Regions from separate parts of the Homo sapiens genome. Here regions 2, 3, 4, 5, 6 and 7 are each linked to region 1. A link is a contact called in ENCODE Hi-C or POLR2A ChIA-PET data. All regions are on one chromosome and are shown on one strand. The core of a region is the stretch at or near the end of the contact, and the rest is flanking DNA. Distances in the headings are between cores, read along the strand shown.

Evidence for each region. Hi-C counts contacts between places; a loop is a spot of excess contacts on that map. ChIA-PET counts read pairs that join two places held with the same protein, here RNA polymerase II (POLR2A). Pooled maps may share reads with other maps.
Region 2: a map of CD8-positive, alpha-beta T cell shows a loop between it and region 1 (11-fold over the local background). The contact joins the promoter of RTN4 here to the promoter of VRK2 in region 1. A Hi-C loop is called at or near these places in 2 of 168 maps with a recorded cell type or tissue (CD8-positive, alpha-beta T cell and naive thymus-derived CD4-positive, alpha-beta T cell) and 11 of 50 pooled maps.
Region 3: a map of CD8-positive, alpha-beta T cell shows a loop between it and region 1 (13-fold over the local background). The contact joins the promoter of PEX13 here to the promoter of VRK2 in region 1. A Hi-C loop is called at or near these places in 2 of 168 maps with a recorded cell type or tissue (CD8-positive, alpha-beta T cell and naive thymus-derived CD4-positive, alpha-beta T cell) and 10 of 50 pooled maps.
Region 4: a map of CD8-positive, alpha-beta T cell shows a loop between it and region 1 (7-fold over the local background). The contact joins the promoter of BCL11A here to the promoter of VRK2 in region 1. A Hi-C loop is called at or near these places in 6 of 168 maps with a recorded cell type or tissue (B cell, CD4-positive, alpha-beta T cell, CD8-positive, alpha-beta T cell and 2 more), 6 of 37 single-sample maps with no recorded cell type and 16 of 50 pooled maps.
Region 5: a loop to region 1 is called in a pooled map, with 2.7 times the contacts of the local background. The contact joins the enhancer-like site here to the promoter of VRK2 in region 1. A Hi-C loop is called at or near these places in 1 of 50 pooled maps. POLR2A ChIA-PET finds 5 or more read pairs at or near these places in 2 of 52 experiments (MCF 10A and activated B cell).
Region 6: a map of naive thymus-derived CD4-positive, alpha-beta T cell shows a loop between it and region 1 (10-fold over the local background). The contact joins the promoter of PPP4R3B here to the promoter of VRK2 in region 1. A Hi-C loop is called at or near these places in 1 of 168 maps with a recorded cell type or tissue (naive thymus-derived CD4-positive, alpha-beta T cell), 6 of 37 single-sample maps with no recorded cell type and 16 of 50 pooled maps.
Region 7: a map with no recorded cell type shows a loop between it and region 1 (14-fold over the local background). The contact joins the enhancer-like site here to the promoter of VRK2 in region 1. A Hi-C loop is called at or near these places in 3 of 37 single-sample maps with no recorded cell type and 3 of 50 pooled maps.

Annotation. Positions count from the first base shown.
Region 1 is chr2:58,044,522-58,048,924 of GRCh38, forward strand. It overlaps VRK2 (VRK serine/threonine kinase 2), which reads left to right and starts at 2,285. Exons shown (of 13, transcript NM_006296.7): 1 at 2,285-2,347; 2 at 4,306-4,403. The coding sequence starts at 4,311. It overlaps LOC107984043 (formin-2-like), which reads right to left and starts at 2,712. Exons shown (of 3, transcript NR_171623.1): 1 at 2,003-2,712. RefSeq lists enhancers at 1,553-2,108, 1,998-2,117, 2,109-2,664 and a silencer at 2,268-2,537.
Region 2 is chr2:55,048,666-55,053,068 of GRCh38, forward strand. It overlaps RTN4 (reticulon 4), which reads right to left and starts at 1,786. Exons shown (of 9, transcript NM_020532.5): 1 at 1,080-1,786. The coding sequence starts at 1,635. RefSeq lists enhancers at 792-1,604, 1,567-1,616 and silencers at 1,107-1,226, 1,367-1,426.
Region 3 is chr2:61,015,747-61,020,149 of GRCh38, forward strand. It overlaps PEX13 (peroxisomal biogenesis factor 13), which reads left to right and starts at 1,974. Exons shown (of 4, transcript NM_002618.4): 1 at 1,974-2,105. The coding sequence starts at 2,014. It overlaps PUS10 (pseudouridine synthase 10), which reads right to left and starts at 2,509. Exons shown (of 18, transcript NM_144709.4): 1 at 2,262-2,509. RefSeq lists an enhancer at 2,381-2,430.
Region 4 is chr2:60,551,648-60,556,050 of GRCh38, forward strand. It overlaps BCL11A (BCL11 transcription factor A), which reads right to left and starts at 2,007. Exons shown (of 4, transcript NM_022893.4): 1 at 1,569-2,007. The coding sequence starts at 1,623. RefSeq lists silencers at 1-77, 138-197, 718-1,077, 2,487-2,576, 3,517-3,646 and enhancers at 3,267-3,316, 3,891-4,403.
Region 5 is chr2:60,514,197-60,518,599 of GRCh38, forward strand. All of the region lies in intron 2 of BCL11A (BCL11 transcription factor A), which reads right to left. Among named protein-coding and RNA genes, the nearest start is that of BCL11A, 37 kb to the right of the region's middle. RefSeq lists enhancers at 1,362-1,491, 1,602-1,721. Within about 2 kb of position 2,280, at least 6 of the 41 ENCODE cell types and tissues checked have a DNase peak (open chromatin) inside an H3K27ac peak, as active enhancers do.
Region 6 is chr2:55,615,260-55,619,662 of GRCh38, forward strand. PPP4R3B (protein phosphatase 4 regulatory subunit 3B) reads right to left here and starts at 2,363. Exons shown (of 17, transcript NM_001122964.3): 1 at 1,885-2,363; 2 at 192-247. The coding sequence starts at 2,026. PPP4R3B-DT (PPP4R3B divergent transcript) reads left to right here and starts at 2,671. Exons shown (of 3, transcript NR_186624.1): 1 at 2,671-3,123. RefSeq lists enhancers at 1,319-2,245, 2,246-3,170, 2,264-2,663, 2,684-2,733.
Region 7 is chr2:60,349,935-60,354,337 of GRCh38, forward strand. No RefSeq gene overlaps it. Among named protein-coding and RNA genes, the nearest start is that of MIR4432, 35 kb to the right of the region's middle. RefSeq lists enhancers at 1,668-1,747, 2,518-3,017, 3,498-3,577, 3,718-3,767. Within about 2 kb of position 2,622, at least 5 of the 41 ENCODE cell types and tissues checked have a DNase peak (open chromatin) inside an H3K27ac peak, as active enhancers do.

The DNA of each region.
Region 1 (4,403 bases), core at 1,035-3,534:
TTGTCAAAATAAATAATAAACTGTATAATATATTGCTGTATAGCAGTAGGTACTGGGAAAAATACAGGGAAAGAGGCTACGAAATATTGTGGGTGAGCTGAAATTTCAGATAGGATGTTTAGGAAAGGTCTCACTGAACTGACTTTTAAATAAAGACCTGAAGGAAGTGATGGAGCAGTCTATACGGATACCAGGTTGGAGAGTGGTCCAGGTGGCAGTAAATGCGAAAAGTTCTTGAGAACAGCAGGCCACTGTGGTTGAAGAGAGTAATAGGACATTGGGGAGTGGGAGTGCATAATAGGTAGATCAGTGTTCTTTTCAACGACTGGCAATTTTGGCAAAATTTCGTCATGTTGGGGGATATTTTGGTTGTTAACTTGTGTGGGAGGGAGTGCTGAGGAGACCAGGGATACTGCTAAATATCCTACAATGCACAGGACAGCCTATCTCTCAATCCTCCTCCTTCTCCCAAACCCCCAACAAAGAATTATCCAGGCTGACTGTCAATAGTGCCCAGGTTGAGAAATGCTGTTTAAAGTCATAGCGAAGACTGGCTAATTGTGAGTAAATTGGAATAACACTGAATTGTTTTAAGCTCAGTAATTATTTAAGCGTTAAGGATCATGTGGCTGCTTGCTGTGAACAGACTAAAGGGATAAGAGGGTATAAAACATTTAGGAGGGTAATACAATTACCTAGAGAAAAAATATGGTTTGGGCCAGAATGCAGGTAAGGGTGCTAAGTGATAGATGCTGGATGTATTTTGAAGGTTGAGCCAACAGGATTTACTAACACTGGATACATGCCTGTAGGGAGAGGAACCACCTACAAGTAATCTGCTGTGGTTGCTACTGGAGTTGTTTCTTCTCAAAAGGGAGCCGGGGAAGTGGTGGAAAGCTAAACAAATTTGGAAAGGAGGAAAGAGTACCCAATATGGATATTAGGATTATTATGCATCTGTTACATAAATATCTGTAATTATGCATCTGTTATATAAATATCTTAAGAAAATAAGAAAGGACACTGTTGGACCAGTGAATGACTAAGGGCACAATTATTCTATGGACTGTTTCTTTAAAAATACTTTTTTGTTTGTTTTTAGAAACGTCTTCTCATGCCATCTTTCATTTTGGTGACAGTCTGAAAGATGTAGGGAGCCCCAATTCCTTATTCTATCAAAGTCATTAAAGGGCTCTAATTTTCCTTTCAGTATTTGTATCCCAACCAATTATTGGTGGTTACTATGTAGAATGCTGACGTATTAATAATCTTTGTCTAAGCATTTGTTTGGTTTAGTCTAAAATATAAGCTTACTATGAGTCTTTTTTTTCTTTCCTTCGAGACTGAGTTTCCCTCTTGCTGCCCAGGCTGGGGTGCAGTGGCGCGCTCTCTGCTCACTGCAATCTCTGCTTCCTGGGTTCAAGCGCTTCTCCTACCTCAGCCTGCCGAGTAGCTGGGATTACAGGCGTCCGCCACCACGCCTGGCTAATTTTTTGTATTTTTAGTAGAGATAGGGTTTCACCATGTTGGCCAGGCTGGTCTCAAACTCCTGACCTCAGATGATCCACCCGCCTCGGCCTCCCAACGTGCTGGGAGTACAGGCGTGAGCCACCGCACCTGGCCACTATGAGTCTTTATGTATTAGAAAACTGCTTAATAAAGTCCTCACCTTATTGTCATAATCTTATAACCAATAACCTTATAATCTAACAACAAGGGTTATTTCCATTTCACAGACAAAAAAACCTGAAGTTTGTTAATTACGGTGTTAAATTATCCTACGATTAATGGCAGAAATAGGTCCTGAACCAATATGCCTTTGAGAACTTAAACGCGGTGAGTTACATACAGGCCCTCCTAACTGGAGTCTTCGCTAGTACCAATAGTTAGTTGCTCGGCGAGAGCTCGGTAAGGACTAGCCATTTGGAAGCTCGTAGTACTCAGGTTGTGGTACAGGAGATCTAACACTCCTACACAAATGCATGTCGTGCTTATTTCGTACCAAACTGGTCTGGCGGCGGTTCTTCGTCCAGACGCTGGCGGGCCAGGGTGGAGGTAGTAACACAGCTCCCATTCCCCATGTAGCCGCGCCCTCTCCTTCCCCTGGGCGTCTCCGGGGCGTGGACAGGCCGCTGAAAGGAACCGGCTGCGGCCTGTGTGAGGCTCCGCGGGCCGCTGCACTGCGAGGCCGACGCAGCTGGAGAGAAGTTAGGCAGGTCCTAGGGAGGGCAGGCTCGAGTGCTGGGCCCGCCTCCCCGCGGGACTGTAGGCCCGGGGGCTCCGCCTCGTCGCAGCGGCAGGTAGGAGGCGGTGCGCGCGGCCCGGCGACGGGGGATCCTGAGGCCCGGTCAGTCTCTTGCTCTGGGGTCTTGGGTGGCGGGCGGCACCTCCGCTTGCAGTGCCGGAGCCGCGGCCCCGCTCGGAAAAGGGCTGCCGTCGGAGTTAGATGCCGGGGACTCCGGGCCGTCCCAGCCCCCGGGCCTCAGCTCCGGCCCGGGCAGAGTCGCTGCTTCCGCGTTTGGTTCTTTTTTCCCCGCTGGGAGTGAGAACAAGGCGTCCCCTTCTACTCACGTTTGCCAAAAGCGGGTCCGACGTGTTAGCGGAAAAGTGGGTGGAGTTTCTCTTTTTGCCGGTGCAGAGAGAACTTGTGGCGGGAAGTTGGGGCGCGGGGTTGGCCGTAGGTCCCCGGCGTGCTAAGGGCGGACGGACCAGGCGGCTGGGCCGCGCTGCTTCTCGTTACCTTCCGCAGGGTCAGGGGCCGCGGCGGGGTTGGAGGTCAGCCCAGGCACATGTTAACCCCTGGGTACCAGTTTGCTCGGAAACTCGTGTTGAGGACTCATCTTAGCCCTGGGAAGGTACCCAGAAGCCGAAGGGACACCCCTGACAGGGACGGGCCCTGAGAGGCTGTCGTTTCCCTTGGCAGATGAACTCGGGACTCGCCCCCAGGATGTACATTTCGTAGAGTCTCCCTTACCGCCTCAAGCCCTGAGGCCGCTGCCTTGCCCCAAAGTGTATTTATCTTTTTTATAATTATTTAGAATTTATTCCTTAATCAGTAGTTTACACTTTGGAGACTTTAAGTTTTAAATCAGTAAATCTGTAATAGGCACCAGCCTATATAATGTACTGGTCAAGGGAAACCTCCACAAAAACTTTTCCTGCTTTATGATACAATCAATGCTCTAGGCATAGTTCACCATCCAAATTCCCAGCCCTTGTGTGCCTATCAGGAGGAAGGTGAATATTGTTAAAGATACACGCAGCGACTCTACCTGGGACAATACTGCTAAGTAAAAAAGCAGTTAAGTGAAGGAGGAAAAACCCGTTAAAGGAAAAACAGATACTTTCTTTTATGGAAGCTAGGAAGATTATATTAAGAAAACTTTACATTTACGTATATACGTTTTTAATTAACTTTCATGTCAGAAACTCTTAATAGTTTTAAATACTTAGAGGATCATGGTTACCTTCACATTTAAATTATTTTCAGGCATGTATGCTGGCATATGTATTTTCCCCTAAGAAATTTTCTCTTTTAACTCAGAATTTCCCATTGAGAAATTTGCTAACCTATGTACAATTATAATTAGTTGATTAAAGTTGCATGGCTGTGCTGTGGAGATTATGCTTTTGTTGTTGGTGGCACAGTTGTAATCTCTAAGGCAGGACTGTTTTCACTGTGATAAACTGAGAAAGAGGGTAAGAAGACAAAATGCTGAGAATATTTTGGCAGCCCGAGAACTGATGGCCTAGTATTCTGCTAAGTTACATATCCGTGAAAATCCCTGGCTCATTTAACAAATGTTTACTGAGTACCTAGTATCACGGTGGTGAGATGTCCATTGCCATTGTCTGTGTCTTCCCAATCCAATCCTGTGTTCTTTTCTAGTGACTGAAGACCTTCTCACTTTTAACATTTTACATTCTCAGTGACAGCAATATTTCCATGTACATGAAATTTATTTTCTTTCTTCATTGGAAATTGTTAATTTCGTGTTTCTTAAGGTGTGTCCTGCACTGTTAATATGTGCTATAGAACCCCGAAATGAATTTTGGATGAAATTTGGTTAGTTTGCTTCTGTTTTTTTAAAATATCTATACCTCTTAGATCTCAGTATTGTAATGTATGTGAATTTCTAATTTGAATATAATGTGTGGGCTTTTCCAAACTGAATTAACTTTAGAATCCTAATTTCTGGGAACCTGGGAAAGTTCCCTATTGAAGACATTTTGGGAAGTGTATTTTAAGAGTTTTGTTTGTTTGTTTTTCTTTTTACCCATTTATCTCACCCCTTCTGCCAACAGAAGTGATGCCACCAAAAAGAAATGAAAAATACAAACTTCCTATTCCATTTCCAGAAGGCAAGGTTCTGGATGATATGGAAGGCAATCAGTGGGTACTG
Region 2 (4,403 bases), core at 536-3,035, 3.0 Mb before region 1:
TGAGGCACGTGACCGTATTTTGATTCTGTAACCTAAAACATATCCTTCTGAAAAACAGTATTTCTAACCAATATATATGAAAATGTCTGTCTCAAAACATTTCTCTGTGTCTCATGGTAAATCTGCCACGAGTTCAATTAGCCAATTCCTGGCAAGGAATCCACAGGTTTTCCCTTCTTTAGGAATGTCAACCATTTTGCCTTTTATTTTTTTCTGTAAGATTCAATTATGATGCACTAAGAGGCTGGGCCAAGTCCACACTAACAGCAATTCCTCCGACCCTGCAGCTGAAACCCCGGCAGAACTACGCCCCCTCGAACACAATGCCTAGATCCCCTTTCCCTGGCTCGGTTTAGCTGGTGGGGAGCAGTCCACATCACACCCCGGGGAGCTGGGCGGTGGCAGGACTTTACCAGAACTCTCTCCTTCCCATTTCTCCACGCACCACACCACTGGAGGCGCTCTCCCTTCACTGCGGTTGGGTCAATGTGGACGTTTTCCACTCGGCCAGCTCCCCACGAGCACAGGAGGAGGGGGAGGGGAAGCGCAAAGGGGCCACCCACGCCAGCCAGGAGGTGAGGAGGGAGCCCGGGGCAGAATGCAGGCCAACAGACCCGCAGCAAAACTGCACCTTTTCCAAAGGAGCAACCCAGACGGGTAGACAAAAGCACCTCCTAAAAATATCTGGGTGCCAAGGCCTTTCCTTCCTCACCTCGAAGCCCAACCAACCCGATAAATCCACAACCCTGGCTCTCGGGTATATACCCGGCTCCTACTACGGGTGGGTGCCTAACTTCCGAGAATCCGTACGCTGGGCATCACACAGGGTGAAAGTGGGAGCCGGGAGCGGTGCACGTGTTCCCCGAAACCAAGACGGACAATAAGAACAAACCCGGGCTCCAAGGGCCGCCCCACCCTTCTCCCCGCGCTTCCAACCAGACGGGGCGCCATCGCCCCGAAGTCCGCAGACAAAGCGCCCTCGGGGCGGAGAGGAGGGACCAGCCCAAAGCATCTGGGGCTGCACACAAAAGAGGGAGGGGCGCGAGGGGCGGCGCGAAGCGAGAGGTCGCGGCACTCACCCACTGAGCCCGAGGAGCCCCTGCGCTTGGGCGCGGCCGGGGTGGAGGGGGGCGCGGCGGGAGCCGGGGCTGGCGGGGTCCACACGGGCTCTGCCTGGGGGCTCACGCTGGCCGGGGGAGGAGGGGGAGGCCGGGCCGGAGGCTCGTCGTCCTCAGGGAGCTTGGAGGGCGAGACTGCGGCAGCAGACAGCGGGGATGGCGCGGGCACGGTCGACGACACCGGGCTCGGGTCCCAAGACGGCTGCCGCTCCGGGGCGACGGGGGGAGCGGCCGGCAGGGGTCCCCGGGGCGCCGGCGGCACGAAGTCATTTCCGAAGTCCATCAGGGGCGCGCCGGCGGCAGGGGCGGTGGGCACTGGGGCCGCGGACAGCCCGGCGGCGGGCTTCCTCTCCAGCACCTCCAGCTCCTCCAGGTCTTCGTCCTCGTCCTCCTCTTCCTCCTCCTCTTCTTCCTCCTCGTCCTCGGGCTCCCTCACGAACTGGTACTTGAACGCGGGCTGCGGCCGGGGTGGGCTGTCCGAGGACGAGACCAGAGGAGACTGGTCCAGGTCTTCCATGGCTGGAGGGTGGAGATGATGCTGCAGCTGCTGCCGCCGCCGCCGGGGCCGCGTCTCAGAGCCGCGGGCGGTTGTGGGGGTTGGGGAGGACTGAGAGGGGCTGGGCCGACTGAGCCGAGGGACCTACTGTGGTGACGGCTCCCGGAACAATGAGACTGCTCCTCCTGCCTCCGCGCCGGTGATGCGCCACCCGCCCTGTCCCCACTTGCCGCCGCCGCCCAGATGAGCTAGGAGTGAGGCCAGCGGACTCTCCGCCCAGTTTGGCGTGACTCACCCTCCCCAGGGGAGGGCAGGGACTGGCGCGGGAGGGAGAGAGCCAATCGGCTACAGGATCGAGAAGATAGGCGACCAGCCGGGCCAACAGAAAGGGAAGGAGATGAAAGTGGGTGGGGACTACGGCACTTCCTCTCTCTTACCGGCTGGGATTGCGTTCAATGGGCGGGGCTGAGAGCTGGGAGCTCCACCCCCACTTTGGGTAACCGTGAGTTGGGGTGGGGTCTTGGCCTTGCCCGCAGCTGGCGTCCGTATGTCGTTAGAGCACTGGGAAAGGGGGCGGGCTGCTGGCTGGGAGGGGTCGGCGCGGTTTCTGGCGCGCCACCGGAAGGGCGTTATCCTGGGGGAACTGAGAGTGGAAACTTTCCTCCCGGGAAAGGAAGAAACCCGACTGGAGAAAGGTATTAGCGGGACTGGGAAGTGGGCCCTAAGGATTTTTAAAGATTTTTGAAATAAAAGATTATTTGTTCACTCAAAGTTCCAAACTACATCACTACTACTACCACCCTAAAATAAGAAAAAAATTGTTTTTTGACAGTTAGGCTCACTCAGTCTAAACCGCAGCCCCCGAAATTGGGAGGAAAACAGCTGTGCTGAATTAACTAGGGATCTGGGGCCGACCATTTGAAAGTCTGCTCTTCTTCCAAAGAGAGTTTGGGGCCTTGCCTGCTGGACTCTTACATGGTAAGAGAGTGAGTCACCCAAAGAGAGAGGCAGCGGGGAGACAGGAAAGTGGAAATACAAAGATGCCTTGGAAAGCTAATTTGGTTCACGTTACATTTCAGTCACCTTAGGTTCATGAGTCAACATTTCGGATGATTCAGGCTTTCTGGGAGTCAGGAAGCCCCATAGTCATTGGTTTGATATGCAGGAATAAGCATGATCCCCATTCCACTTTTTATGAGGCTGGAGAGTTTAAAGAGAGTAGTTGCAGAACATCTTTGTAAGAATCAGGATCCTTTTATCTTTCTGATTTACCTTTCAAAAATATTCACTGCATGCCTACTCTGGAGGCCCTGGAGAGAAGAGGATAACCTGCTTTCAAGTTGCTCAAAGTCTAAATCTGTGCTGTACCTGACAGGTACTGGCTACTTGTGGCTACTGATTGAACACTCGGAATGTATGTAGCTAGGCTGAAATTAGATGTGCTGTAAGTGTAAAATGCGCACTGGATTTCAAGAATTAGTACCTCCGAAATGTAAAATATCTCAGCTTTCCTGTTGACTGAATGTTGAAATTGATATTTTGGATATATTGGGATAAGTATAATATTATTAAATTAATTTTACTTGTTCCTTTTAAAGCAGCTTCTAGAGTTTTTTAAATACATAATGGCTCACATTATATTTCTTTTGGACAGTGCTAGTCTAGATTAATAATTAAGAAAGTTTGATTGCCATGGGGAATCACTGGCAAATTCTTAGCTCCAACTAATTTATATTACTGTGGCTTAATTTGGGTATTAAAAAAGAAAAGTAAGAGTTGGAGGGAGGGATAAATAGGTGGAACACAGAAGATTTTGGGGGCAGTGAAACTGTTCTGTATTATCCTGTAATGGTGGATACATAACATTATGCATTTGACAAAACCCACAGGACTATACAACAGAAAGAGTGAACCCTAATGTAGACTATTGACTTTAGTTAATGATATATCAATATCAGTTCATCAGTTGTAACAAATGTACCACCTCAATGCGTTATGTTAATAATAATAGAGGAAACTGTGGTTAGGGGGCAGGAGTGAGAGTGTATGGGAACTCTGTACTTCCTGTTCAACTTTTCTGTAAACCTAAAACTGCTCTAAGAAATAAAGTTTATGAACCTTTAAAAAAGGAAAAGAATAAAGATTTCCTGGCAATGTTACTTGATTGGGTTAATTATCAACAATATATTCAAGACCTATCACATTAATTCCACGGAGAACTGGCTTTATTTGTGCAAAACGTTTGTGACTTGCTTTGAGTTTGGTGTTATTTTTTGGAGGGGTTGGGAAGAGTAGGAAGAGAGATGTATTGATGTAGAATTTTGGGGCGGGAAGTTAATGCCAAATGAATTTAAACAAAACAAATTTCTACAATGGTGACTACAAGAGACATATTTGAAGTCTTTGTCAAATATTTATCAAAAATTATAAAAAATTTGCCTGATTTTCAACCAATTGCATAAACATACAAAAATATACTAACAGTATTTTATGATACGACCTTTTCTATTGTCACAGTTTAGCTATCAGCAGTCTTCCCCGCATGCTTTTCCCACTATGACTGTTCTGAAATTCCTTAATGATAAGTTTCACAGGGCCTTTATGTATGTCTAATATAAACAGGACTTACGTTATTTGCAAGTTGTTTATATGATATTTCTGCATTCATATATCCCTGTACCTACTACTACTAAAATAGTCTCAAAGGAGTATCTTTAATCAAAGTTTCACAAAAGAATAATTATAAATAGTAGATTTACAATTTTAATAGGAAATAGCAGTTAATATTG
Region 3 (4,403 bases), core at 724-3,223, 3.0 Mb after region 1:
TTTACTAGTGATCTGGATCCCTTTTCCCAGCCCATTTAATCTACTTTGATGCAGAGAAGAGATCGGATGCTGTGAGGGGCGAATATAAGCATTTACAGTGCATCTCTGACTACATACACAGAGAAACTGTTTCTGTTTCACCTGTTACTCTAAGTTATTTTTTCTCCATTAGTTAAGGTCAAGAATTTTACTTAATTCAGAAGTAACATTTAACTCAAAAAGAGACAGAAGAAATACACCCTCTTCCAATAAATCAATAAGCACTTTAAAAGGACACTTAATGAAGATTTCCCTCGATACTTAAATAGCTATATTAAAATTTATTTTATTTTCCATGGCTAGAAGACAATGTTTATTTTTCCAGTAAGTTCACAAGAACAAAGGTATCATGCAAAGTAAATAAATGACACATTACAATCTCCTGGCTCTGAGAAGTTCCCAAACCTGATTGATGAGAATTACAAAACTTCCAGTCCTGAGTAATTTGAAGAGGTCTAAAAATAGACCCCAAAAAAGACCTCTTTTGAATGTGTGTTAATAAACGAGCTATGAATTTACAAACCTCTCAACATCATTTTCACCTACCAACAATTTATCAACTTCTCAAGAATGTTAACATTAAAAGGAGAAAATACGTTACGTCTTAAATTTGGTTTTTTCATCGTGAGATAATTAAATGCCAGGATTTCATAAGATATTAGAAATCGGTTGTCCATATTAGATTTATTATGTTTGAAAGCAAGCCCTGAGAAAGGCATTCCACAATGTAAGTTTTCCAGTGTTGGTTACCCTCAAGATGTTTGCTTTTCGTTTATGTGTTTGTTTTATAGAAATAACTCTGTAACAAGTTGCTACAAAGCCGCCTTTCATGTGTCAGGCTCCCTAGGAGGACTGAATCCCTCCTCCCCAAATCAAGGATAACTAGCCCAGTCTCTGGCTTACTGGAGGAGAGGAAGGACTTTATTTTCACCTCTTGGACGATTACAAAAACCAGTCATCGAAAACGAGAAAAGGGGCAGGGTATAAGAAAAACTAGCGAAATGACCAGACTGAGTCTCATATCCTAAGATCTTTTAAAACTCATTTCCCTACCGAAGGGTGTCATTCGTAACGCGGCGTGGGGCTGGGGGTGTGGATTTACGGAGAAAGAGGTGATCACACTTCACTGGGCTTCTGAAACATTCAGCTCTGGAATCTACTGTGGACTCTTGAAAAGTTCATCCCGAGATCTAACCTCAAGCCTCAGTTTTCGCCAAGCAAGCCCTTCCCCCTTCGGTCAGGTGCAACAAACTTCCCACTCACCCCTCCTTTGCTAACAAAGCCGCTCCAGCAGGAGAGAAACGAACTCTCTCCCGCCACACCTCTTTTGCACCCAGTCTGCACTCCTTCACCTCTTACCTACCCGCCTCACCTTCTCCCCAGACGCCGGAGCCTGAGATTTAACCCCTTCCGGCCCTCGAAGGGAAGAGGGAAGACTAAAGACAACGCACCTATTGCGTCTAGCAATTCTGTTCCCCGAGGAAACGTGCGTTTTAGAACAAAAGTACCAGCCCGCTCTCGCTAGGACTAAGTGAGCTTCTCCCTTCTTGTTTGTAGAGGAAATCCGAAAAACTGCCTGGTTTGCCACCTCACCCTACCTCCCCCACGAGCGAAGGAGTGCGTGCGGCTTTACTCCCAGCCCGACTGGTCCACTCCCAGAAAAGCCTCGGTGGGACTCCGACGTCTAGGGAGTTGTAGCCGCTACCAGAAATATCGATGAGCCTTTACCCTGAGGTTTAGAAAGGCAGCTCTTTCTGGGGCAAATACAAAGAGCGTGTTTCTTCCTACAAATTAGTGGCATCCTCCCGCTGTATGGATTCAGCTGGCAAAGTAACTCAAGCCTTGTCCTGACTGCAAGGGTGGGCGGGGTGGACGGCTCGGTGTTCTGCCCGTTGTGTCTTACGCTCCAGGTGCTGGTCTACGCGGGCCTGGACAGTCAGGGGTAGGAGCGGGAGCCGAGAGGAGGCGGAGGAGATGGCGTCCCAGCCGCCACCTCCCCCCAAACCCTGGGAGACCCGCCGAATTCCGGGAGCCGGACCGGGACCAGGACCGGGCCCCACTTTCCAGTGAGTGTGGGATTCTTCAGGCTGTGAGTTTAGTGGGCCCGAGCGGGGACTTGGCAGGAGGCGGTTGTAGCGGTTGTTAGTGGAGGTATTCCCTTCCCCCCTTTAACCAATACCCAACCTTGGGGATAGGGGCCGAGGTGGAGCTGGGGCGCTTACCAGTGGGGACTTTAGTGTCTCACAGCTGTTTCTGACCCGGCAGCTCTAATCAGCAACGTTTTTTTCGGGAGCTCCTGGGCGTCTCTCTGGGTCTCTGTGCTTGAAAGAAAGGGGGGCGGCTTCCTACCTACCGCTTCTGTTTTCACTTTGACAGAATGGCTTCTCTATCTTTAAAGCGTAGACTTTGGTCTGTAGCAGTTGAGAGCGGCATTTGTCCAGCCACGGCATCGACAGGGAGCAAAGTCTCTCCTTAAAGGTGTTAACCTCTCGAGAAGTTGCTGAAAGCCGGAAAGGTTTTACGCAACAGGAACTCAAGCCCCGTACACTTTGCATTCTTTTCCAGCATAACTCAGCCAGTGTTTCGGATCGAGATTGGAGAAGCAACTTTAAAGCAGGAGTTCTAGATCTGAGGCCTATGGATGGACTTTGTGTGCAAAATAGTGTATTTTTCTGAGGCCTGTATTTTTTTTTTGTTTGGTTTTTAATCAGTATCAGTTGGTTTCTAGGACTTTAAAAAGGCTAAAACATGCAGAGTTGGGAGTGTTTCGTGGCCTCGTGTGGCTTTTGTTTGGTAGTGCTGGACATCTTAATTCAGATAGGTGTGATTCAAATGTCAAATCACCTACTATTGTAGGTTTTCCTAAGCGTAAAAACCCCAACATATTGGAATGTATTTCTGCTGTATTCTGAAATCTTTTATTTAAACACTAAAATGCTTTAACACAGTAACGACTTAGTTTAATAAGGATATATACATAACAAGTAATAAGTTTGATTAGGCTGGTAAGCCACGGTGACATTATCTGCTACCTTTTTTTTGAGTGGGTTCTTTTTTCCCCATTTAGGCTGCTTGTCGAATGAGAGAGGTTTTATTTTTTGCATCTGTTAAAGTTCTTTTTATGTAAAATTAACCATTTTCCCACTTTATCGTGAAATATTTTAAACACAGAGACCAGTAGAGAGTAAGATAATACCTATATATTCACTACTCAACTTTAAACAGTGTTAACATTTGCCAGACTTATGTCGAATTTTTCAAAATAAAAGACGGCTAAACTCTCCCATTCTTCTTTATAGTGGTGACTATTGTCCTTATTTGGTGTTTCGCATACCCAGTAATGTTTTTATATTTTAGTACTTAGGTTTGTGCTATTTATATGCATTTTATATCTAAAACTTAACAATGTAACAATAATATATATTTTATATCTAATTACATGTTACTATTTATATATTATTTTTTGTATCTGTTTTTGTTTTTTCTGTTGCCCAATTTTCTATTGGCTTTATCTTTGCTTACCAATTTGTAAGAGTATTGTTAAACTAATCCTTTTTTGTTACTACATTTTGCTAATATTTTTCACTGTGTGGCTTCTCCTCTTTATATTTATGTTCAATTTTTTGTACAGATGTTTTTGATTTTAATACAGCCAAAATTGTCATATTTTATTGTTTATGCTTTTTGTCTTGGTTAAGAAATCCTGTCTACCTAGATCAGGACAGTTTTTCTGTATGTTTTCTTTTAAATCTTCCGGTTTTTTCATTTGCATTTAATCCACATGGAACTGACTTTGTATAAAAATCTAATTTTTTTTTCCATATAGGTAACTAATTGTCGCAGCACCATTTATTGAGTAGTCTATTCTTAGTTTTTAATGCCATCTATGTCATATCAAGGTTTCCTAAATATGTAGTTCTGTTTTGGGCATTTTCTGACTTTCTACTAGCACCACACTATCTTAATTACAGAATTTTATAAGTCTTGATATGTAGTATGTCAAGAGTTTCCACACATTGCTGTTCTTTGTAATTGCGCTCTTTACACTTAGTCCTTTATAAAAAGACTTACTGGGATTTTTATTGGAACTGAGCTGAATTTATGGATCAAGTAAGTTTTTATTCCATGAATATTGTATAAGCTACAATTGGTGGGAATTTATCTTTTTGCCTTAAATATCTTATAATTATCCACTTTGGGAGACTGGGCGGGCAGATCACGAGGTCAGGAGATCGAGACCATCCTGGCTAACTCGGAGAAACCCCGTCTCTACTAAAAATACAAAAAAACATTAGCTGGGTGCGGTGGCGGGCACCTGTAGTCCCAGCTAATCAGGAGGCTGAGGCAGGAGAATGGCGTGAACC
Region 4 (4,403 bases), core at 757-3,256, 2.5 Mb after region 1:
TCACCCAGCCGATTTCGCAGTCTGGGAGGTCGAGAAGAGGTCTCGGCATTGTGCTGGGGGCGGACCAGGACCACGGGCCAGGCTGGCGCGGAGACACTGCGTGGCCTGCCGCCGTGCCTGGCGGGTGGGCGCCGGGCGCCGGGTGGGCGATCCGGGGCTGGGCTGGGGCGCGGCGAGGTCGGGCAAGGCCCGGGCGAGGCCAGGCCGCCGCCGCCGCCTGCTCCGGGGCTGCCGCGCCGCGCTCGGTCCTCTGTCTGTTTGTTGGCAGGAGGCTCCCGCACACGCGGTGCTTGTAAACATTCAGACACGAGATTTTTCCCAATCAAAATCCACTTCCACTTTTTTTGAAAATCTTCCAAAAAATAGTAAGAGGAGGGAGTTCCTCTCTCCCTCTCCGTGCCGTCGGCGCCCTAAGTTTGCAACTGAAGGGGTTTGGGGGAAGAGGGTGATTGTAAATTTTTTTCTAGATGAGAGATTGTGAGATTTTTGCAGGGGGGCTGGTGGGGGAGTCAAAGAGAAGGCCGTCACAGAAAAGGGTTGGCAGAGCGTTTGGCTTCGGTTTGGGGGCAAGAAATTGTACATTCTCTTGCCTTGTTTTATTTATTTTATTTTTATGTATTTATTTATTTATGTGCCAGTCTTCTCCTTGCTGCCTCTGAGGTTCGGTCGGGAGGGGAGGGCAGCGGCAACCCAGGAGGCAGCAGTCCGGGCTCCCTCCCTCCCTCTCCCGCGTGCCCCCGGCCGCCTCCTCCCCCGGCCCTAGCTCCTGCCCTTCGGCGGCGGCGGCGGCGGCGGCGCGGGAGGGCAAGCGCGAGGAGCCGGCACAAAAGGCAGCGGGACAAACACCCACCTCTGGCCGGAACAAAAGGCGGCAGTGCCGGCCGCGTCTCCCGTCCTTCCCGGTCCCACGGCTCTCCCCGTCGCCGCGGCCCCTCTCCCGACTCCGCGGACTCAGGAGCGCCGGGGGCCCCTTTCCACAGTGCCACTTTCTCACTATTGTGGGGATGACTACTTTCCTCCCGCTGCACACTTGACCGTGAGCGCGCTGGTGTCCAAAAGCCAGTCTCACCTCTTTTCTCCCCGGGAATCGTTTTTTAGACTTGTACTCACTCCCTCCCTACCCCCCCATTTTCTTACGGTGAGTGGGAAGCAACCTCCCTTTCCCCACCAGCTCCCACCCCCAGGTTTGCATGTGAGTTGTTCGCAACCTTAGCATTGTTCATTATTTTGCAAAACTGGCGGGGCGGGGGGGGAGTGGAATCATTGCATTCCTTTTCGAAAAGAGAAATAAAGCGGCGGAAAGGAGGAAAGAGGAGGAGTCAAATTTTTGTAAAATTAAATAAAATTAAAAGGTGCGTGCTGTCTCAAAAGTGCATACACGGCAATGGTTCCAGATGGGATGAGGGTTTTTTCCCCCTTTATCTCTTTTACCTCGACTCTCGGAGGTTTTTCTCGTGAAAAATTTAAAAATGCATGCACACACCCCTCTCTCCCCCTCGCTTTTGCTTCTAGTCCTGCGCGCTCTCGTGATTATTAATAATTATTATTACTATTATTGGGTTACTTACGCGAGAATTCCCGTTTGCTTAAGTGCTGGGGTTTGCCTTGCTTGCGGCGAGACATGGTGGGCTGCGGGGCGGGCGGCGGCGGCGGCGGCGGCGGCGGCGGGCGGACGACGGCTCGGTTCACATCGGGAGAGCCGGGTTAGAAAGAAGGAGACTCCAGAGAAAATATCTTCATCAGTGCCTTTTGACATCCAAAATAAATTAGAAATAATACAAAGATGGCGCAGGGAAGATGAATTGTGGGAGAGCCGTCATGGCTTTTTTTTAAGCAAAAAAAAAAAAAAAAAAAAAAAAAAAAAGAGGGAGAGAGAGAGAAGAGAGATAGAGGGAGAGAGAGAGAGAGAGATGAAAAAAATGGCAAAAGCCCCCCTGAGCTGCAAGTTCAAGTGCGGACGTGACGTCCCTGCGAACTTGAACGTCAGGAGTCTGGATGGACAGAGACACACAAAACATGGGCAGGGCGAGCAGGAGAGAAGGGGAGGAGGGAAGGGGAAGCTCACACCAATGGACACACATCAGGGGCTGGACATGAAAAAGAGACCAGGACAAGCCAATGGCCAGTGCGGGGAGGGGGAGGTGCGGGGCGGGGGGCTCCGCGGACGCCAGACGCGGCCCCCGGGGGAGGGGCGGGCCGAGGGGAGGGGGCGCTGGGGCCGCGGGCTCACCAGTGGCCGCAGCGAGCGCCGCGGCGGTGGCGTGGCCGGGAGAGAAGAAAGGGGTGGCAGGGGTGGGAGGAAAGGGTGGGGGGGAGCAAGACGTGCGCCCTGCTCCCCCCCACACACGCGGACTCTAAAATGAAAGATTATTCAAAAAAGAAAAAAATAGAGCGAGAGTGCACCGGGAGGCTGCAGCCCCGGGCTGGGGAAGCGCGGGCGGAGGGAAGCCAGGTAGAGTTGCTCCCGGACACCCTCCTCCGTACGCACACCCACTTCCCCTCCCCGCCGCCGCCGCGCTCGCTCCCCGCGTGTGGACGCCAGGGGCCGAAGTAAAAGCCCCGAGCCCGCGGCTGCGCTCGGGAAACTTTGCCCGAGGAGAGGACAGCAAAGAAAAATCACCCGAAGTTGAGAGCTGAGCCTCCAAGTTACAGCTCCGCAGCGGGCGAGGGGAGGTGGGAGGGAGCGCACGGCAACGCGGAATCCAGCCTAAGTTTGGAGGGCTGCGGGTCCGGAAGGGCAGCGCCCAAGTCTCCAGGAGCCCGCGCGGCCTGGAAAGAGGGGACCGGGGAGAGGCAGGCGGCGCAGGCCGGGGCCCGAGGGCGCCCCCAAGGCCGAGCCAGGGACCGGGAATCTGAGCGCCCCGCCAAGCGACTGGGTCTGAATGCAACTGAAAGCGCCGAGTCCCCGGCTCCTAAGGGTCGCAGAAAGAGAGCCCGAGGAATAAAGAACGAGGAGCCAGAGTCTGGCCCCCGGAGGGGAGCGCCGGGGGCCTGGGCAAGAGAGGCACCGAGGCGTCCACCTCTCTGAGAGGCCGAGGACAAAGCGCGGGCAGTCCCGGGAGTCCCAGTCCCTGGGAATGTGCTCACGGCGCCGCGGGAGGTCCCCGAGCCGGGTCCCTGGGAGGGACACACCCCCTCCCACTCCAGAGCAACTGCAAAAGCACAGAGGGATGGGAAGAAAATGTTTCTTACGGGCAGAGCACAACTGTTCCTGTGCTGTTACCCAGGGAAAGAGAAAATGGGAATGGAGAGAGAGCGACAGGCTCGCAGGAGCAGCGGGGAGACCACGGTGGTGAGATGACCGCCTCGGGTCACCGCCGCGCTCCCCAGGCGCCGCCGGCCAAGGCGCACACCCAGGAGCCAGCAGCCCCCTCTCGCCTTTCTGCAGACGTTCCCTGGAAATTAGGGAAGACCTGTTGGAAATAAAACCCTGTCTCTTTAATGCACACACGCACACACACGCGCGTGCTGCCGCTGTCAAAAAGCGGGCTTCACTCTGGCGTGGGATACTTTCAGTTTTACGTAAAATGTACAGCAACAGCACCCCCTGCGATTGGAAAGTTTATTCAGAAACGTGCCTGTAAAGTCCCCTGGCGCCTCCCGCCTCCCAGCCTCCCTGCCTGCCAGCACCACTCTGCAGCCGCCGCCGCCGCCGCCGGGGAGATCGCAGTCCGATTCCAAATCTGGAAGGAGTTGGGGGGAGAGGAGAATGGACTCAGGTCCAAGGGAGGTGCGGAGGGTGCAGGGTGGAGACGGGTCGCCATGGCCCGCGAGACCCTGAGCTGCAGGTGGATATGTGTGAGTGTGTCTGCAGAGCGAGGAGCCCTCCTTCCCTCTCCTCGGAGCGGTTCCACAACCCCCGTCTTCTCATCCCCCTCTTCAGTCTAAAGGGTGTCGCTTCCGTAAACTCACCCACCCGGTGGGGGGGCTTTATTGTTTTAAGCGAGGGCCCCGGGCTTGCACGCGCTCACCCATCCCGCAGCCCTGCCGGCAAGCGGCTGTTTATTCCTGTTTCGTCTTAGTAAAGTTTCAAGTCTACTGTGTTAGAAAATGACTGGCTTGCCTAGCTCGGCGGAGCTTCGGACCCCTCTAAGGAAGAAAAGGAGGTTTTGATGCTCAACATTGAGAGAGATGTGGGCTGTACTGGGATTGTGTCAATGTGGTTTGTTGTTTGTTGTTGTTTCCCTCCAGTTTGTGGGAGGGAGACCTCAAATTCTGTTTAAGAAGCGGGAGGATTCACTAGAAGTTAAGCTCTGTAGCTTGTGTGTGACACCATTTCCCCTTTTCACTGAGTTCTTCAGAGCAGGTCAGCATCTCTATTCCACCACAGTCTGCTTTTTGTCTTGTTAAACCAGCCTTGGAGTCACCAAAAGAATGTCTTCTTGGGGGGTGGCGGGGGAGGA
Region 5 (4,403 bases), core at 1,030-3,529, 2.5 Mb after region 1:
CCATGTGGTGGAAACTGGTAGCAAAGGAAGCCCAGAAGGGCCACAACTGAACTAGAAGGCTAAGGAACACCCCGGCCACTGGTGGGATCGCAGTGCTGAGCCATGAGCCCTACCAGGCAACCCATTTCTGGGCAGTCCCAAGACTTGGAGAACAAGCCATCTGAAAATAGAATTAAATAGCCAGGTGCGGTGGCTCACACCTGTAATCTCAGCATTTTGGGAGGCCGAGGCGTGTGGGTCACCTGAGGTCAGGAGTTCAAGACCAGCCTAGCCAACATGGTGAAACCCCATCTCTACTTAAAAAAAAAAAAAAAAAAAAAAATCAGCCAGGTGTGATGGCATGCACCTATAATCCCAGCTACTTGGGAGGCTGAGGCAGGAGAATCACTTGAACCTGGGAGGCGGAGGCTGCAATGAGCCGAGATCGTAGCACTGCACTCCAGCCTGGGCGACAGAGCGAGACTCCATCTCAAAAAAAAAAAAAAATTAAATTGGGTGGGGGAGTTTCTTAGGAAAAAAATCAGAGTTGTGCAAATAAATCTAGTTGGTCTGACTGTCTTTACAACACAATGAAAGGGTAAGGCACCATAAGAGGCTGTGAATTCCATTGATAAGAGAGGATTTCCCTACTCAAATATCAAAGGTCTTGCATACACATACACTAAAACAGAAAAAAGAAAAAAAAAAAAAGAAAAGAGAGACAGAGAGAGAGAGAGAATCACCTTTTAAACTCATCCAAGAGCCAGTCAAAGCCACCCAAAGGAAAGCAGGCCCCAGTCCCTTCCGAACTCAGCCGTTCTCCCTCTGGTGAGACAGGCTCTAGCTTGTTTCCAGAATGCCACTACCAGCTTCCCACACCTCCAGGGGACCCCCTAACTCCAAAGTGTTGCCCAGACCTAAGGATCCTCCCCCACGTGCTCCTTCCCCAACACTGGCTTCCAGGTGAGCGAGACAGAATCTGCAAGCAGAGTTCACTGCTTGACCATGGGGTGAAAGCCACAAAGACACCACCAGCTATCCCAACCCCAGCACTTTCACTTTTTCACTTTCTCCCCAGGGAGGAAGGGGGAAATAAACTTGCCCAGCCTCACACCTTCCCTGGACAGGGAGCTGGGGATCCATTCAAAGCCCGGTCTTTCTCTGTTCAATCAAGCAGCGTGAGCAAAGTACAGATTAAATACTACATATGAACCAGCATTATGTTAGGCACCAAGAAGGCACAAAAAATAAAACATGACTCCTGCCCTCCAAAAGGTTATAATTTGAGGAGGAGAAAATACACCCACGAGCCAATGTGAATACCACTGATCCCCTTTTAACTAATCCCAGAGTGACACCTCCTCCAAAGAAAGCCAAGTTGCTGACAGAGTCAGGCCTTCCTAGTTACCTAGAAAAATGGCCTGGGGAGGTCCAGCCCACTAGAAGGAGATACAGAAACAAGCCCTCCATAAATATCTGTGGGACCCAGCTACCTCTCTGAAACACAGCCCAGTGCTTTCAGGCAGGGAGAAAGTGGTGGTGGGTGGCGGACAGAGATGTGAGTGGACTGACACAGACATGGGGGCTTCCAAATGACTCTTGATCACCCAACTTTCCAGCTTCCCCATTTCTGCCCCTGACTTGAGCTCCCAGGCCACTCAACCCACTGTGAGGTCTTACTGTGGGGATTACCGAGTCACCACCAGGCTGCGCTGAACAGGAAGTGAACAAGTCAATTCGAGAAAGATCCAATAAGGGAATATTCTCTGGGCACCGCTGGGCCAACACCCACGGAGGGGTCCTGGAATACAAATACCCTGGAGTCTGAAGGGCGGTGGCCCCTCTTCTCACCACTTCAATTATGTCTTCATTGAACTGGGTTATGAAAAAGGGAAGCAGGGATTGAAAATCTAGCCTTGTGGCCATAAGCCTGTGATGACTCATGCCAGCTTTGGGTGCTCTAAGATGCTTTCCCATGTCTGTAATGCTTTTCATATCATCCTACACACTCACTGTCACCTCTCCTCACCCCAGCACACAGAAAAGATGTGCTTATTATGTGCACTTAGGTTTTGTTGTACTATTAAACACAATGACCCACTCCTATTATTAAAACACAGGTTTTGCTGGAAACTCAAAAAAGACTTGGCTCTGCTGGCTCACAGGGAATCTGGGCTCCGCTCTTCCAAAACCTTTGTTCTCCAGATGTCAGTGCAAAGTTATGAACAGCTCTCCCCCTGAGCTAACTTACCGAGCAGTAAGTGAGGCAAGAAAGGCCACTCACTATATTTCTCAGCCTCCATGAAGTCGTCACTGGGAGAGGAGCCAAGAGGGAGGGGGCACCTTAGGAGACAAGATCGTAACTCACCGTCATCCGGGGAAGTGGAGAGGAAGTCAGGGAACTCGTGTCAGGAGTGGAGAGCTAAGCTCAATATGGACAAGGACAGAGAGGGGCACCTGGGATGGGAGAAATGTGGCATCAGGACAACTGGGAGTGAAAGTTTAACTGCCCTCAAAGATGGCTGACAAAGATCTAGCATTCCTAGTGGACACCAAGCTGAGCATGAGTCATCAATGAAGCACTGGTTTTTAAAAAAGCAAGCAGGACATAAGAGTGCAGACATAAGACTAAAGAATGTGGAAAACACTAAGATATCTTGCCATTGGACTCTGTAGTTATCAGACTAATGTTTGAGTAAAAGAGCTGGAAAACCAGCAGATTCTAAAGAGAGGCATAGAAACAATAAATGGGTTACAAGATAATAGATCCATGAGTTCAGGTTCAGGAAAGAGATTATTTAGGAAGAAGAAGTGGCGGAGAATGGAATGAAGAATGTAAAATATGAAGCATTTCAGCCCAAAGCTGGTGATGAGATACTTTGTCGTCTCTGGAATGAAGAGGAAATGGGTTTAAAATGAAGCATAAGGGATCGAAGGTAGACAAAAGGAAGGATTTCCTGCGATTGAGAGGTGTCTTTAAAAATAGAACTAGGGTGGTGAGGAAGAGGTTGGGCTGGCCAATTCTGGAGGGCCATCTGCCCCTGAGAGGGTACACGTTCCTTCACCACCCCAACTCCATCTACTCCATTATCTCCAGTTATCTGAATAAAAAAGCCAAGCTATTCCCTGGGCACACCATGTAAACCCCAGAAGGGCCACACTTTGGGAGCCCTAGCAGGAAAGGTGGTAGGAAGACCAGCCCCGAAAAAGGGCAGAGAAAACAGGGAAAGGAACAAGGCAAGAAGAAAGGGCAAAGGACCATTCTCTGCAACAGCACAGGTGATTGGGTGGTGGTTTTGTTGCTTGGGTTTTACCATGGGCTCCCCAGGTTAGCACTGCCACAAAAGCACCAGGCTCTTCAACAAAGCTCCAGTTAAGAAAAGCATTCCAGCCATCACCGATAAAAGCGTGGGTGCAAGTTCCTCTGCAAAGCACATGCGGGCCACCTCTGGCTCCTGCTGGCCATGGAGAGGCCATGTGCGATTGGTACAGTCAGCCAGGAATGAAAGTGGGAAGCCCCAGGCTCTGGGCCAAGTCTACCACTGCCTAGCAAGTAGACTCTGGCACTCACTCCCCTCTTAGCCTCAACCTTTCTCATCTGTAAAATGACAGGGTTAATGATATGACTTCACAAGTCTATGTCTACATAGAAGATGCTCAATAAGTATTCACTTTGGCTTTCCACGAAGGAAACTATCTATGCTCAAAGAGCTGTGCTTTCTTCTATGATTCCTCAGAAACTCTTGTCGACTAGAGGAACAAGAACCTTACTCTAAAACCCAATTTTAGGGGAGGAGAGAAAATTTTTAAAAGACTTTAAATTAATTACTTGAAGGCCAGAGGCATTTGCTTATGCCTATAATCTCAGAAATTTGGAAGGCCACAGAGGGAAGATTGCTTGAAGCTAGGAGTTCAAGACCAGCCTGGGCAACATAGCAAAACCCTGTCTCTACAAAAAGCTTAATAAATAAAATAAAATAATTGCTGAGATTTAGCTATCTTTTCAAAGAAAATATAAAATTTGGCCCAGTTTTTTATCTATCAAACCTAGACCTAAAATCATCTTGTCTCATTCCCTCTGTCAACATCTGCTGAGCTCTCATAATACATAAAACATCATAGATAAAGGAGTCACAGGATTAGACCTACCGTTCCATACCAGTGTGTTACAGCCTGTCATGAAGCAGACTCAGAGAATTTGGCTACTACTTAGTACTAACATTTAATTTAGTTTTAAAATGTCTGCGATAGAGCAGATTCAGGATTATGCCTGTAAGATGACATTCCAACTCACCTGCATTTAAATATGAATAAAGAGTGAGCAGAAGGGACCAGGTAAAAATGGCACATGGGAGGGCATCGCACATGTGAATTTTAGCTTCCCACACGCAAAGGCATGGGGGGACAAGGCAGGAAGCATTGCT
Region 6 (4,403 bases), core at 1,113-3,612, 2.4 Mb before region 1:
AAAATGATAATTATCACCAGTACAAAAACTTTTTTTCAGTCTGAAACTTTTAACCTGCAAGAGAAATACACATGATCTTTGTTTACCAAACATGTTTTTTTCTTGTCAGGAAAGCTTTCCCACCTTTGTCAGATTAATACTTCCTTGATCACAGATGAAGTCTTTCAAATTAAAGATAAACAACTACTTGCCTGTTGTTTCTGATATGCAGTATTTGGATTTATCTTTGATTCCAAGAGTAGTGATCCTGAAAGATAAAAAATAATACATCATAAGTCTCAAATGATAAAACCCTGAATAAAAATTAGAATACACATTAAAGCCGGGCGCAGTGGCTCACGTCTGTAATCCTAGCACTTTGGGAGGCGGGCAGATCACGAGGTCAAGAGATCCAGACCATTCCAGCCAACATGGTGAAACCGTCTCTACTAAAAATACAAAAATTAGCTGGGCGTGGTGGCGCATGCCTGTAGTCCCAGGTACACGGGAGGGTGGGGCAGGAGAATCGCTTGAGAGAGAGGGAGAGGAGGCAGAGGTTGCAGTAGCCCAGATCGCGCCATTGAACTCCAGCCTGGCAACAGAGCAAGACTCTGTCTCCAAAAAAAAAAAAAAAAAAAAAAAAATACACATTTAAACCCCGCCCCCCGCCCCCGCAAACTTTTCAAGTCTTTTTACCGAGTTGGACATCTTAATAAAATGTATTCGAATTCACATTTTCTCTCCAAATCTAGGCTTCACATTTAATCTAAAATATTTCACCCTATTCCCATACACCCTTAAAGGAAAAATTAATCTAAAACCAACAATCAAACCAAGGAATGAGGAGACTAGATGACTATTAAAATTTTATTGAAATAAAAATTTTAAGGTCTAAATGACCACTTCAAGCCATTCGTTTTAACAAAAGTTGTTTTATTGCATTCCCAGTTTAACAAATAATGCAAATTACAAAACAAAAACATCATGACAGGGATTAAATACTTAGTATAGAAATTACAGTGCTGCATTTATCCTTTCCTCATTAAGAACAAAAGAACACCTTCTGTAGAAGTGATGACTATTTAAAATAAAAGGGAACAAGCAAGAATACAAAATATGTCAAGACTAAACCTAAGATTATTTTTCTAACTGCCTATATCAGTTGTTCAAATCAAGTCCAGATTATACTATAAAAGGCATTTTAATTACGGCTCTACATTTTGTAATTTAAAATACTTCACATGACTACAATAAACCAAAGAACACAGCAGTTTACAACCTGCTTTGGTGTCCCAACTTGCTTAGATTGTAAGGCATTCACTTTCTCATAGCGCCTTCTACAAAGGCAGCCCGAAGAAATGCAGACTACAGATGTATGTGCTTGTGTGTCCATGTATCGTGGCAACAGTCAGCAATACAGCCAGGAAAACGTGCCTTTCGGTTTTCCCCAGCACCTGTCGACTGTGGCACCTGGGGCCCGTTGGTACAATTTTTTTTTTTTAAAAACACTCGGAAAGAAAAGTTTCCCTAAACCGTTTGTACTAGACGTATAATGGATAAGTAAATAAAGGGGGAGGAAGGTGTCAGCTCCTAGGGCGACATCAGTACCTAGTCTCTCACTACTTCCTCCCTTCTCTCTCACACTCTCCCCTCTTCAAAAGAGGAGGGACTGGAAAGGAAGGAGTCCAATCCTTAAGAGAGATGGGAGAAGGACAGAGAGTCTCGGTCTCCGAGGATAAGTCCAGTCAAAAGTACAGTACTTTGTTTTTGCCGTACACAAGAGCCAGTTCAGAACCAACGCGCTGTCCCGAAGGAGTAGCAACGGTAACGGGCCCAGGGCCCTAAACCCAAGCTGTGCCCCAACCAGAGGCACTATCCCCTATTCTACAGTTCCGATAACCTTACCGTCGGACTCTGCCCGAACCAGCAGCGACATCCCCTTGAGCTCCTCCACGTAAGTGGAGGAGACGTGCCCGGTGCCTCGGTCGTCCCATTGCCGGTCTTCGTTCAGGGTATAGACCTTCACTCGCCGCCGCGTATCCGACATGGTGGCTGCTGTCTCCACCGCTCTAGCCGCCGCCTCCTCGCTTACCTCGTCCGCGCTCCTCACTCTTAGGAGACGGTAAAGGCAGTAGTGGCGGTGGCGGCGGCGGCGGCTTCGGAGAGGCCCGAATTCACCATGGCTCCAAAGGTTCAGCCGCGAGAAGGGGTGACAAGAGCCACTGAGGCCTCTCCGCCCGGAGGCCCCGTTACCTCTCACTTCACCCGCGCATACACCCACTCTCCCGTCTCTTTGCCCCCCAGGGCTCGCTTGCTCTCCCGCCGCCGCGGTAACTACTACAGATCCGCCATCTTGTAACCCGACTCTCTCTGCCTTTCTCTTCCTCCTCCAGCAGGCTCGCACGGGCTGTCCTAGCAGGGGCTACGGCGGCCGACAAGTCCCATGAGCAGCACCTCCGCTTCTGCACGCGCTTCCCAGGCCGGAATGCTCGGCGCTCTCGCGAGGAGGGGTACCGACTGGGGCGGGAGTACTTCGGCGAGACTTCCTCCTCTTTCGGCCCGACTTCCTCCTCTTTCGGCCCCGCCTCTTGGCGCGGGGTCGCAATTGGGCGGGAGGTTCTCGCGATCTCCCCGTCCACGCCTGCGCCGCGAGAGGCCGCTAGGTGGAAGGGGACTTCGGTTCCGCACGTCGTCATGTTGTTGGATGGCACCAGTATGTGACGTTCCTAGGAACTTAGCTCTGAGGAAAAAACAAAGCAAACCGGGGAAGTACGTAGCCTTGAACCGGAGTAACCAGGGACAGAAAGGAAGGAAAAGGGTTTCATACCTTCACGGAACGACGCTCACTTCGTCCGCCTGAGGAGGAAAAATAAGTTTAAACCTTTCTGTGAAAAAGAACGTGGAGCCCTTTCTGCCGAATGGAAACCCGCTAAACCCCGTTATGGAGTCTGCTACAATTAAGCATCTAACCAGGAATTGTCTATGGACACAACTCTCCAGGCAATTCATGCAGAAAGTGTGTTGACGATTTCCTGTTTCTTGCAGAGCGCTTCACCGTTAAGGCTCTTAGTAGCTGGCGATTGTAAAGCACATTTTCCGCTTCATGAAAATACAGTGCTCTTCTTGTGTTTGTAACCTTGGAAAGTAAGTCTGCTATGATAAGTTTAGGGAAGTGGCGGGGAGCTACTTTCCTAACATATCTGTGATTGTTTTGATACTTCTCAGTTTCTCGCGGGCATTTCCTGCGTTCTCTATAGGGCTCTCTTGCACTGAATAAGGAAAGGAGGAATTCTCTCTGCATTGAGGCTATTATCGCACATTGTGCGGTGGATATAGTCACGCGCTGGGTCGTAGTAGCGTGTCGTTTATTTCAGTCCAGCTCACTCTTGGTAGAATCCCTTTATTCGTTTTGTTGTTTTTGATAGTCTCTCTCTGCTTCCCAGGCTAGAGTGCAATGGCGCTATCTCGACTCACTGTAGCCTCCGCCTTGAGGGCTCAAGCGATCCTCTCACCTCAGCCTCCCGAGTAGCTGGGACCGTAGACGCCTGCTCCCCATCCCCGCTATATTCGTTCTTTAATACAGTCTCTCAGCTTGTTCAGCTGCCACTTCTGTGCAGCTCATTAGCCTGATCGGTGAAAACTAGGCGAGACGCGCACACTGACCCTGCAGTGCATCTTGGGAGTTGTAGTCATAACTAATCAATGGTCTTGTTAAAACGTGCTTATGTTTTGACCAGATCGCTTAAGTGTGGACACCCTTCAGCAGTACACTACAACGTGGGTCAGTGTACAGAACACATGCTGATAGAAATAATTTCAAAATCTGGATTCATAGTTTTTTTTTTTAATCTAGAGACCTCAGAAAATGTACTTGAAGAAAATCATCATAATATAATACATAACAATAGAGCCAATTAATTGATGTGATGAAAGTGGACAAAATGTATTTTGACCTCAGAGAAAATAACATTTCTGTCTTGGAAGAGTCAGAGAATGCTTCACACAATTTTTGAGCCTGATGTTAGACTCTCCAGCCTTCTGTCCAAGCCTCACCCTTTGGTTACTCCCCAGGAAGACTGAACTTGGGAAGAGGATTGTGCAGACCCTGGAGTCAGGCTTGGCGTTTGGGATAGGGAATACTAGAGTGCCCACAGCATGGTCTGGAAAAGGGAAAGTGGGCTGCAGGTGGCTACAGTCCCATGATTCCATGGATTTCAGACCCCTCCAAAGCACAGGGCTCAGTGCTTATCCAAGTCTGAGGGCCCCCCATAACCACATCTTCCCCAGCAGATGTTCTTTGCTTCAGGCAGTCATCAAAGTTCCACTTCAAAGAGTTGCTAACCAAATAAGCCCACAATCTTCCTTTTTTGTTGTTTTGAATAAGTAATGCCTTTACACATATGAAATTAAAAAGAGAGGCCGGG
Region 7 (4,403 bases), core at 1,372-3,871, 2.3 Mb after region 1:
AAAAAAAGCTCAAACTGACAGTCAATACAATCTACAACATATACTCACCCAGATTCCCACCCTACTATTCCACCCTACCTGGCCTAGTCCCCTGCTAATCCTGAGAACATGCCTCTATCTCTATCTTTATCCATATCCCTACCACCTGGTACTCCTGTCCTCCGATTGTCAAAACTTGACCCCTCCTTTGAGATTTATTTCAAATCCTAACTAAACTCTGCTGCTTTCCCTAATTCTATCCTCCTTCCAAGCCCTTTAACTCCTGTGTTTCTTGTTTTTCCCTAGGAATCAGAATCTCCTTGGCACTTCAGTCAAGGGTACACTTGGAGAACATAAGGCCATTGAGACAGGGACCGACCTATCTGTGCATTGTGACCCCTAGGTTAGCACTGTCATGCCATAGCATTTAGGAATTATTGAGTGAGGGACTCTCGAAGGTCCATGTCTTGGCTGTTGTACAAAACACACGAGCATTGAATGGGAAGTTGGACAAAATAACGCCAACAGTCTCTTCCAGTTCTGGCCTTCCAGAAACCTGGATCAGCTCTATGACATCTTCTGAACTCTGCTTTTCCCAAATCCCTTTGGCCCCTTGCCACCCAATTCACATTTAGTTGTCTGGGTTTTTTGTTATTGTTTGTATTTAATGTTTTGCAAAGAAAATGCATTCACATAGTTCAAAATAATTTTGTAATTAAAAGGTACAAAGGACAAAAATCTCACCCCCACCCCATCACGTAACTGTTTAGTTAACACTTTTATTATCTTTTTATATCCTTCCAGATTTCCTTTACGCAAATACAAATATATGTTCTTACATTTTATTACACAAACAGTAGCTTGCATGAGGTTGTTTTTGTAATTGATTTGTGAGTTAAATTTGCTCACCAGCTGCAGTGAAATTGCTGTGTTGGGAGGGTCCTTCAAAGCTCCTTTATGCCCTACTATGCCTAGCTCAGGGCTAGGCACATAAAAATGCTTAAATAAGTGCTTCTTGGTTGGCTGCCCTTCCATAACCTTCTCCAGTCCTGCCTGGAGCTGAAAGCACGTGCCCTACTTACAGCTCCAACGTGTGAGGAGAGGCCCTGCACTCTCACTTCCTCAGACACATTTTTAGAGAATCATCTGAGCCCCGGGGGCAACGATGCAAGTTTCCATCTGTGGTATGCCAGGCCTCCCATCACCTCAGCCTTTCAACTTGGTGGGAGAGAAAATATCATGGGCTAGGAATCAGGAGACTTGGATTTCCTGCAGCTGTGTCCCCAACTTGCTGTGCAACCCTCAACAAGACACTCATCCTCTCCAAGCCTCGTTCTTCTCATCTTTAGAATGAGGAGATGGCCCAGGTGATCTTCCAGGGATCTGCCCACACCAGCACGGCCCTCAGCCAGTCCCTTCCAGCCTCAGCTGTGCAGACATTGTGTGCTATGGGGATGAGGGCCACTTTGCACCCAGGAAGGCACCTGCACTCCCCCTGGACCTGTGCCCATTAGCGTGTTGATCCCAGCTAAAATGGCACAGCCTTGCCACAGTCACACAACATTGCATGAGCATCTTGGGGCAACAATTCTTTCCCCTGGGGCCACAGGCCCGGGCCCCAGAGGCAGCTGCCTGCCCGAAGCAAGACTTAGCCTTTCCTGGTAAGTCAAGAGAAGCCTAAGTGAGGTCTCCTTGATGATCCAGATATGGATCCCATGACACCTAAGGACACATCTAGGGAGGCTAGACTACCCACCGATGTAGGCTTCAAGGCCAGCACTGCTCTCACTCACATCCTTGAAGCAGGTGGCACCAGAATGGGGAATTGTGTGGTTCCCAAGAGCCTCTGTGGGGGAATTCCTCTCCATTCCTCTCTGCCCGACTGCCCTCCTCACCTGCTTCCACCTGCTGTTAGAAACAGGAGAGATGTGACCTGGAAGGCACCTCCAAGACCATCTGGTCCACCCTCTTTGTCTACAGATTCAGAAACTGAGTCCAGAGAGAGGAAGTCACTCACTTGGGGCATGCAGCTGCCTGAGTGAGGAAACAGTCTTCAATGGCAAGCCACTCAACACGTCTCAGAGAAGCCAGCCAGGGCTCCCTTCCCCCTTCTGGAGGCCGCGTCCGCACGTCCACAGTGCAGCAGGTGCCCAGCCAAGACTCTCGACTCAGGGAACAGGGTGGGAAAGCTTCTCAGGGGGAGCAGCCAGGAACACCGGGTGGTTGACTCAGTTCTCTGCACCAGTGGCGAAGGCTGGCTGCCAGCCTGCCTCTGGGGGCTTAATGTGGGTATAAACTTCTTGCAACTGTTGTAAGCAGGACAGGCAGGGAAGAGATGAAGGTGGCAGCGTTGTCTTCAGCTGACCAGTGTTCAGGCTGGAACTGGGAGTCGGGCCTGAATTCAGACCACAAAAAAAAGCTATTGTTAGGAGCCCCGTTCCCTATTAGGGATAGAGATCAGAGCTTGTGGAATTTACTTCTATTGAGTGATCCCCACTTCTCTCTGCCTGTCTAAATCCTCTCTTCTTTGAAAAGCAGCTCAGAGCTGCCTCTTTCTTGAAGCCTTCCTTGCCTACGAACACCCCCATGCAGTCTCCATCCTCTGAACAGCTTGCAGCATTTCCTTCAGGAGGCATCAAGGAACTGGGCACCCGTCATGAGTTCTGGGCTGCCGCTTAGATTACGCATGTGCCTGAGGTCATGGGACCAAAGGCTGGGCGTCTTCAAGAGGAGCAGGATGTTCTACCCCTTTAGTGCCCTCCGCAGCCCACGGCCCAGCAGAATACATAAAAGGTGTGCAATAACAACTTACTTGCCTGTTGACTGATTCCAGTTCCTCCCCCCAAAGGACAGCGAAGCCAACCACACACTCTTGAAATGCTTGTTTCTCCTGTCAGACATCCCTCATGTCCCCATGCCAGCACCCCCAGGCAGTTCCACGGGGAGAGGAGTGTAAGGTGGCAGAGTTGCCGACTGGGCTTCTGGAACTGGCATCAGGCTTGAGGGTCGTTTCGGTGGACTCCACACTGCCTCACGGACCAGGTGCAGCACAGCTGGCTAGGACCCGTAAGTCCTGCCTTGCATCCTCCCTCCCATCATTACAGCAACACACACACACACACACACACACACACAATGTCCTCATGTTTTTCCCTCTTTGGCTGCCCCTGAAGCCTATTTCCACTCAACTCCTCCTCTATGGATATGTTCGGACATGTGTAATTTATCCCAGGGCCCTTTCGGACTGGAGTTAATCTCACATCCTAGTCTACACGCATCACCTGCCACCCAACTCGTCCCCCAGGGACTCCCTCCAGCTCTGGGAAAGGCCAGGTGACAGCAGCTCTCACACCGGCTCTGGTGTGGAGAGGGGTCAGAGTAAGTAAAACCAGAAACAGAGAAATAGCAGCAGTAAAAGCAAATGCCACTGTGTTGCTGGACCTCACGGAAGCCCCTGCCCACATTTAGAAAGATCCTATAATTTCCAGACCGTCCTGGTCAATAATAATCCGAGAGAAACCTTAATGTTTGATTTCTTCCTCGTTGTGATTTGTGGCTTGTGGAGCTCAAGATCTTTGAGGCCAAAATGGTGTTTTTGTTCATTAGGCAAAGTTGCAGGCCCAGGCAGCAGCGGCTTTCTCCAGTCTGCCCCCGCCTGGCCCCAGCTGAGGCTCAGGAAACCTCCTTGGCAACGGCTAAGGGTCTCACAGTGACATTAACCCAGCCACATTCCACACATGTAATATTCCCGAGTAGTACTTAAGCTTGTAAATCCATTTTTTATGATGCAGAATTGTACAGCATGTGCAACGCGATGCGGATGTGTTAACATCACCGTGAGAAACTTAACTTTTGAATATCCTTGTTTTGGGAGGTACACATTTTACAACTTCAGCAACATGTTACCAAACATTTCTTACACAGTTACTTCCATACAAGGTTCAAGGTGGTTGGTTATATTTAAATATAGAATTTCCCCCTACCTGATCACACTGAACAAATTAAAAATGGCTCAATTATTTGCATCAAGTTCTGGGTTTCTTACTGACGCCCTTGCTTCCCTATTGTAGCTTTGAAATTAGACTTTTAATTGTGCTTGTGAAACAAAAACACAGGAGGCCATTTTCATTGCAGAACAGAAAGTTACAGGCAAAGTTAAATGCACCTGCATTTCTTTCTTTGTTGGCTGGGGGTAGGGTAAGGAGGGAGGAGGAAGAGAAAGATTTCTATTTCAATGTCTCACTTCAGGTCAGAGATTAGAACTTCCAAGCTCTGTGTGAACAGGGCACCTGCTCACCTTCTCTGGGCTGTGATTTCCTGCTCCAGCACCAGCGTGCTTCAGCATTGACAGAGGAGAAAAACTTATCCAAGTGATTTGGGCAAATATATCTGATTATCACAAGCCCTATTCTCTTTCTGTTGGC